3 separate regions of the Homo sapiens genome follow, and regions 2 and 3 are each linked to region 1. Evidence: chromatin loops called from intact Hi-C (ENCODE). Cell type or tissue: PC-3. All regions are shown on one strand. Region 1 overlaps ATG7 (autophagy related 7). Region 2 overlaps HRH1 (histamine receptor H1). Region 3 overlaps ATG7 (autophagy related 7).

Region 1 (2,500 bases):
GAATATTTCTTACCCGGAATCCATGTCCTATGTCAAAGTCAGAGCACGATGTCTGGCACATCATAGGTGCTTAATAAATGTTATGTAAATTTCCTAGCTCACATAAAGCCCAGCACTTTTATACTTCTTGCCAGAATAATTCCTCATCTCTATGTGATTTATATGCTTTTCAGAGCACTTTCACAACATTTATTATTATTATTATTGAGGCAGAGTCTAGCTTTGTCACCCAGGCTGGAGTGCAGTGGCATGATCTCGACTCACTGCAACCTCCGCCTCCCAGGTTCAAGTGATTCTCCCTCCTCGGCCTCCCAAGAAGCTGGGATTACAGGAGCCCGCCACCATGCCCAGCTAATATTTGTATTTTTAGTAGAGACAGGTTTCACCATGTTGGTCAGGCCAGTCTTGAACTCCTGACCTCAAGTGATCCACCCACCTTGGCCTCCCAAAGTGCTGGGATTACAGGCATGAGTCACTGAGCCTGGCCTCATATATATTATTTAGCTTGTTCCTTATATCATCCTCATGGTTCCAAGGCACATTTCTTTCCTTATGCCATAGATATGCCTTAAAATGTGTGTGTGTGTGATGGGGGAGGTGGTGTCAAAATCTCTTCCAAGGCCAGGCGCCGTGGGTTATGCCTGTAATCCCAGCACTTTGGGAGGCCGAGGCGGGTGGATCACCTGAGGTCAGGAGTTCGAGATTGGCCTGGCCGATATGGCGAAACCCCGTCTCTACTAAAAATACAAAAATGAGCTACGTGTGGTGGCGGGCGTCTGTAATCCCAGCTCTCAGGAGGCTGAGGCAGAAGAATCGCTTGAACCTGGGAGGTGGAGGTGTAGTGAGCCGACTGCACTGCTGCACTCCAGCCTGGGTGACAGAGCAAGACTCTGTCTCAAAAAAAAAAAAAAAAAAAAAAATCTCTTCTGAGATATCTTTTCTAGAGTGCTACAGTCAGAAGGATTCAGGATTGGCCCACATGACATTTTTTCAGCGATTCTATGCTCTAACACAGATGTCTTTACACAATTCGCTGAAAGATTGACAGAGTACTTCTGCTTGATCAAAGGACGATGCTGCTTTTCAGTTTAGAGCCTTTGCCTTTCTGCTGTTTTTAGATATTTGCATTGGATGTAGCACCCTCTCCTGGCAAATTCTAAAATAGCTCCTGTGTAATGTTAACTTACATGCTATACCTTTGTTTTATTAAACCACACTTAAAGATAGTCGCAGGGGTGTCCAATCTTTTGGCTTCCTTGGGCCACACTGGAAGAAGAATTGTCTTGGACCACACATAAAATACACTAACACTAATGATAGCTGATGAGCTAAAAAACAAATGCAAAAAAACTCAATGTTTTAAGAAAGTTTATGAATTTGTGTTGGGCCACACTCAAAGCTGTCCTGGGCCATGGGTTGGACAAGCGTGGTCTTAGGGAATGAGGTGAGAGTTAGCTAAAAAGTAATGTGGGTCTGGTCTGTGTGTCTGACAAGCTGCCAGGCACCTTCCATGGGGTAATCACTTAATTCTGCCAACCACTCTGCAGAGAGGCAGTTTTCTTTCCACTTTTATGACAAAGTCACTGAGTTATTCTTACATCCTACTCTCTATGATAAGGCTCATGCTTGATGATGCTGACATTTTTTTTGCTTTTTTTGAGACAGAGTCTTGCCCTGTCGCTTGAGGCTCGAGTGCAATGGCACGATCTCGGCTCACTGCAACCTCCGCCTCCTGGGTTCAAGCGATTCTCCAGACTCAGCCTCCCGAGTGGCTGGGATTACAGTCGCGTGCCACCACGCCTTGCTAAGTTTTTGTATCTTTAGTAGAGTCGGGGTTTCACTGTGTTGGCCAGGCTGGTCTCGAACCCCTAATCTCATGATCCACCCGCCTCGGCCTCCCAAAGTGCAGGGATTACAGATCCACCCGCCTCGGCCTCCCAAAGTGCTGGGACTACAGGCATGAGCCACTGTGCCCGGTCATTTTTTTTTTTTTTTTTTTTTTTGAGACAGTCTCGCTCTGTTGCCCAGACTGGAGTGCAGTGGCAGGATCTCAGCTTACTGCAATCCTGGGTTCAAAAGCAATTCTTCTGCCTCAGCCTCCTGAGTAGCTGGGACTACAGGTACACGCCGCCACACATGGCTATTTTTTTTGTATTTTAGTAGAGACGGGGTTTCACCGTGTACCCAGGCTGGTCTTGAACTCCTGAGCTCGGGCAATCTGCCTGCCTCAGCCTCCCAAGGTGCTAGGATTACAGGCGTGAGTCACACGTCCAGCCGATGCTGACATTTAAACTCAGGAACCACACCGTACATTTCCATTTGAAAAAGGTTTTCTGTCGTCCACTAATGCCTTTAACACATCTTCTTAATGCCTGATATTAAATGTAGATTATTTAGCTTAGGAAAGGCAAATGAATTTCCTGTTTTTCATGTAAATTAATATGTTCCCTCTTAGCTGTAAATAAAACTTTATGGTAAATACAACTTCATAAAGAATTTT
Region 2 (2,500 bases), 98 kb before region 1:
CCCGGCTCCCTGCTAGGAATGGCGGGGACGCCACCCCAGCAAGGGGAGTTGAGTCACTTCATTACAGCTTGACAAGGGTGGAAGTCTTGGCTGCCCTCCCCACTTCACCTCATCTGGCTAGGACAGGAGCGGGGCACAGTGTTTTTCTATGGTGTTTGGCTGAAATAGAGCAGGTGTTGTCTAAAAGTTTTCTACTTTGCTAGGCAGCCTCTTTCCCAGTCCTTTGGCTGGACACAGCAGGCTTTTGTTTTGCCTGTGCCGATTGCCATTTCTGAGCTGCCAGCTACTTCAGGTCAAAATCTCTGATGTATGTGGCCAAAAAAAAGCCCAGGGAATTCATCACTGTGTCGCTCATTGGGCCCCAATGTTCCTCACTGCTTTGCCTTTGCCTCTCCACCTGTCAGAGTCTTCTTGTGTTTGCTTTAAATATAACATCCAGAGTTTTAGTTGTACTAAGCAGAATAGAGAAAGTACCTCTACTCAATCTTCCTGAAAGAAGACATCTCAATATGTTTTAAAAGCTTTTGACACAGTGGCTCACGCCTGTAATCTCAGCACTTTGGGAGACTGAGGCAAGTGGATCGTTTGAGACCAGCCTGGCCAACATGGTGAAACACTGTCTACTAAATACGTAAAAATTAGCCAGATGTGGTGGCAGGTGCCTGTAATCCCAGCAACCTGGGAGGCTGAGGCAGGAGAATCACTTGAACCAAGGAGGCGGAGGTTGCGGTGAGCTGAGATCGTGCCATTGCACTCCAGTCTGGGAGACAGAGCGAGACTCCGTCTCAAAACAAAACAAAACAAAACAAAGCTCTCAGGCAGGCAGAGTTGAGAATTACTGGTATAGGCTGGCACCTCCATGAGAATAGGAACTGTGTTCATCCGGTGGCTATCATAATATCTGTACCTGGCAAGAATATTCATCAGTGAAGATTTTGTGGATGGTTTGATGGAAGGAAGGGAGAATGAATGGATAGATAGATGAATGAATAAATGAATCATCTGTGATTATCAGAATAGAACTAGGAACCAGATCGAGTCACACTCATCTATGCCCCTATATATAAATAACTTCTATATATAAATATATAAATAACCCCTGTATATAAATACCCTGGCCCCAGAACCAGCAAGAGGGCTTGACCAGCAGGTGGTGCTAAAGAGCCCCAGGTGTGGGATGAGGTGGCAGCTGCAGGCAGGTGTCCATCAGGTCACTTGACTGAAAGAGACAAAAGTTACAGGAACTGGTAATCACCTGGGAGCTCTCTCTTATAAATGCCGCATCTGCCTCTCTTTTTCTCCTGCCAGCTCTTTTATTTAGTTCAATATCATCAATCACTTTTTTTTTCCTCAAGAAGAGAACAGCCTGAATGACTTTGGTCTTTGAAAGTGTATTTCTCAGAGTTTAATCTCCAAGGATTCGGAACAAAATGAACACATTATTCATCCTATCCTGAAATGATACTTGTGTGTGTGCTGGGTGTGGTGGTGTAATCACTGTGTCCTTGTCTCATGTTAGCACGGATATCCATATTTTCGAATTCCTTGGAATCTTTATTTAAAGCGTTTGTTTATTTTCCTCTTTTCACAGTGAAAAAGAGGATGATGTATTCACTGTATCCTTTTCTCACGTTAGCACGGATGTCCATGTTTTCAATTCCCTGGAATCTTTATTTAAAGTGTTTATTTATTTCCCTCTCTTCACAATGGAAAAGAGGATGGAGTGGGGGGAGTATGTGAAGTTCACTGGAAGGTCTTAGCAGATGGGTGCCACCTGGGCCTTTAAGTGAAACTTGCTCTTCAGTCACTCTGGGATCTCTTAGTGCAGGCACCAAGCCCTAAAAACTCCAGAAGCCTCTCTTTCCACATCATTAAAATGGGAGGCTGGGGGCAGAATTATTTTGGTGAGGTTACCAGCACGGTAAACGATTAAGGATTAAACGATTGAGGATTAAACGATGCAATATGGAAACTCTCCCAGCCTGATGCAATCCTGAAAATATTTCTTTTCTTTTTCTTTTCCTTTTTTTTTTTTTTTTTTTTTTTTTTTTTGAGATGGAGTCTTGCTCTGTCAACCAGGCTGGAGTGCAGTGGCGTGATCTCAGCTCACTGCAACCTCTACCTCCCAGGTTCAAGCAATTCTCCTGCCTCAGCCTCCCGAGTAGCTGGGATTACAAGCATGCGCCACCACGCCCTGCTAATTTTTTTGTATTTTTAGTAGAGACGGAGTTTCACCATATTGGCCAGGGTGGTCTCGAACTCCTGACCTTGTGATCTGCCCACCTCAGCCTCCCAAAGTGCTGGGATTGTAGGCGTGAGCCACTGCGCCCAGCCTCTCCCTTGCTTTTTGAGGTCAGAAAGTAAGAGATAACTGAGCTGGGCTTTTAATGCTGCCTTTGTTTGTTTGTTTGTTTGTTTGTTTGTTTTGCCATTTAGTGATAATATCCTTCAGTTTCCCTTTCCTGCACTTAGCTTTAAAAATCCCAGCCTGTCACACCAG
Region 3 (2,500 bases), 46 kb before region 1:
CAGTATTACGTGGCAAATAATCATCCAATATATGCTTGAACACTTCTGCTAATGGAGAACTCATTATCTCTCTGATCTATTTCCTGTTTGGACAATTCAAGCTATTAGTAATTTTTAAACTGCTGAAATTTATCTTACTATATAGCATCCATCCATTGGCCCTTTGTGCGAAAAGAGAGCTATTATTTCATTTCAACCTTTACTGAGCTCTTAATATGATCCAGGCACTGTGCTCAGTCCTGAAGAAAGATGAGTAAGACATGGTGCTTGTTTCAAGGATCTCCCAGCTATGATTTCTTGGAACCAAAGCAGTTGAGCTGCTAGTCTTTTATCTCTCTCTTTGTCTTCTTGCCATTGGGTTAGGACTTTTTTCTTTAATTATTTTAGTTATTTCTGTATTGTTTTATATACATAATACAAACTTTAAGAGGCAAAAAAGGTCATGCAGTGAAAATAAGTCTCCCCACACTCCTCTCTCCTCACCTCCTAGCAGCTTTCTTGGGAGGCAACCGCCACTGCACATTTCCTGTGGGGATTTGATCTTAAAAAACAAAAGATTTAGATCCATGTGGACAGAAACTTTTGGTAAGTACTCATTCAGTGACATTTTCTGAGCTCCTACTTGTGCTGAGTGTGACTGAGTTTTATTTTCATTAAAGTCTGAAATTTGCACCAAGTTTGGGTGGTAGACACAGCCCCGGGGGATTGTATTGGTTAACCACACACGCTGCTATTTCAGTTTAATCTTGACTGAACTTCTTGGCTACTGCAGGCTTTCTTACACCACTAGAGTTCTTGCTCATTACAGTGTTGAATCCCTATCAAAACCTTTCCTGTTTAATTGGCAGTGACACAATCCCATCTTGTGTAACTCAGGATGTTTCACATCCTGAAATAGTTTGAAATAAAATTGAAACACACTTACATTGATGCCTATGTTAATTTCTTTCCTTGACTGTGTCTGAATATAATGTTGAAGTGTGATAGAAACAATCCTTTATCTTTCTAAGCTAAGCAGAGGCCGAAGTTTCACTTGCACTGTCCAGGGTTATACAGGCAAGCCTTACTTTTTCAGGAAGTAGGTAATGTTTGGATTTAGATTAGTGACACATGAATAACTCTGTCTATGACTCACTTCCCCCCAAATTCCCCTCCGACCATTACTTCTTAAATCTTCCCTTCCAGCTTAAGCGCTGTAGTGATGTTACATAGACGTGTATGTTCCTAAGTGATACCTTTACCATAGATTGTCCTGTTTAGGTATTTCCAGAAGATTCCTCATCATGCTGATGTTGCTTAAGACTTTTCTGTTTTCAGCCTGTCATGGAACGGTTTCAGCAGCTCAACATCAACTATATCCTCTTATGAAATAGGCCCTTGGATTCTGTTCAGAATTTCCCTAAGGCCAAATAAGTCAGAAAATATTTGAAGGATGTGCCTCTTATGCAAATTACTTTTGTGCAATCATGGATCACTGCAGCCTCAACCTCCTGGTGGGCTCGAGCTATCTTCCTACCTCAGCTTCCCGAGTTGTTGGGACTACCGATGCGCCCTGCAATGCCCGGCAAATTTTAAAACTTTTTTTGTAGAAATGGGGTCTCACCATGTTGCCCAGGCTCGTCTCAAACTCCTGGGCTCAAGCGATCCTCCTGCCTCAGCCTCCCAAAGAGTTAGGATTATGGGCATGGACCACTGCACTGGGCCTTTTTTTTCTCTCTCTGTAAAAGTAGTTTATTTGTTCTGTTTACAAAGTACAGGGAAGGAATAAGGGCAATACCTGGAACCCCTTTGGTCGCACATCTTCCCAGTCTATGCTTCTATAAATAACGTTTGTACAACAGCAAACTCATATTGTCCCCATGTGTTTTCTCACATCCTGGTAGCTGCAGTCTATAGTATAGACCGGGTAGGAAATAGATGCCTGATTCACAGGGTAGGGCTCCCCTCCAATTAGTGTTCCAGCTCACTTTTGCTAATATTGAAACAGAAGTAACTAGTTGTTCTTAAAAACTCTCTCATGAACAAGTAGGTCATAAGCAAATTATGTCTGCACAACTCCTAGAATTGTTTCAAATAACTTTATAGAAAGGCAGTGACTAAGGCCCTTTCCTCTTTCCCATCTTTCTAAGTCCTAGGCTGCCTTCATTCAGCACCTGGACTGCCGCCTGGGTCCCCCACATCCCAGCGCGGTGATGGAGGAGGGGCAGGCCAGGCCAAGCATGAGGAATAAGCTGTCTTTACTGGGCTCAGACCAGGAGCCCATGGTCTTGAGGAACTCTGTATTTATCAGTTTTCTTCTCCACGTTCTCTTCCACCTGTTTCTGCAGCCTCATGGCCTGTTTTTACTTTTGGTAGTGGATCTTGGCCTTCTCCTTCCTCTTCTCCTCCAGGTAGCTGTCACTGCCTGGTACTTCCAGCCAACCTCATGAACCAGCCACCCCCAGGTAGGCAGACTTTATTTTAGGCTTCAGACGCACAACCTTGAAGGCACCAGGAACCA

What was found. Peaks named below come from ENCODE experiments on the same cell type or tissue, not always from the same donor. Only the 100,000 strongest peaks of a DNase experiment are listed, where the experiment ranks them.
Region 2: it touches region 1 in a loop (21-fold over the local background); 72 of 110 quality-filtered maps call a loop at or near these places.
Region 3: it touches region 1 in a loop (2.1-fold over the local background); 8 of 110 quality-filtered maps call a loop at or near these places.

The regions. Positions count from the first base shown.
Region 1 is chr3:11,334,057-11,336,556 of GRCh38, forward strand. The region is part of intron 11 of ATG7 (autophagy related 7); the gene reads left to right. Among named protein-coding and RNA genes, the nearest start is that of ATG7, 63 kb to the left of the region's middle. In PC-3, CTCF peaks have their summits at 1,142 (motif pointing left) and 1,345; a DNase peak (open chromatin) is centred at 1,115.
Region 2 is chr3:11,235,642-11,238,141 of GRCh38, forward strand. All of the region lies in intron 1 of HRH1 (histamine receptor H1), which reads left to right. Among named protein-coding and RNA genes, the nearest start is that of ATG7, 36 kb to the right of the region's middle. In PC-3, a CTCF peak has its summit at 1,157 (motif pointing right); a DNase peak (open chromatin) is centred at 1,160; H3K4me3 peaks cover 214 bases; H3K27ac peaks cover 1,221 bases.
Region 3 is chr3:11,288,156-11,290,655 of GRCh38, forward strand. The region is part of intron 3 of ATG7 (autophagy related 7); the gene reads left to right. It also overlaps the pseudogene RPL13AP27. Among named protein-coding and RNA genes, the nearest start is that of ATG7, 17 kb to the left of the region's middle. RefSeq lists an enhancer at 423-1,622 and a silencer at 1,882-1,931. In PC-3, no CTCF peak of the experiment used is centred here; DNase peaks (open chromatin) are centred at 776 and 1,216; H3K4me3 peaks cover 1,558 bases; H3K27ac peaks cover 2,500 bases.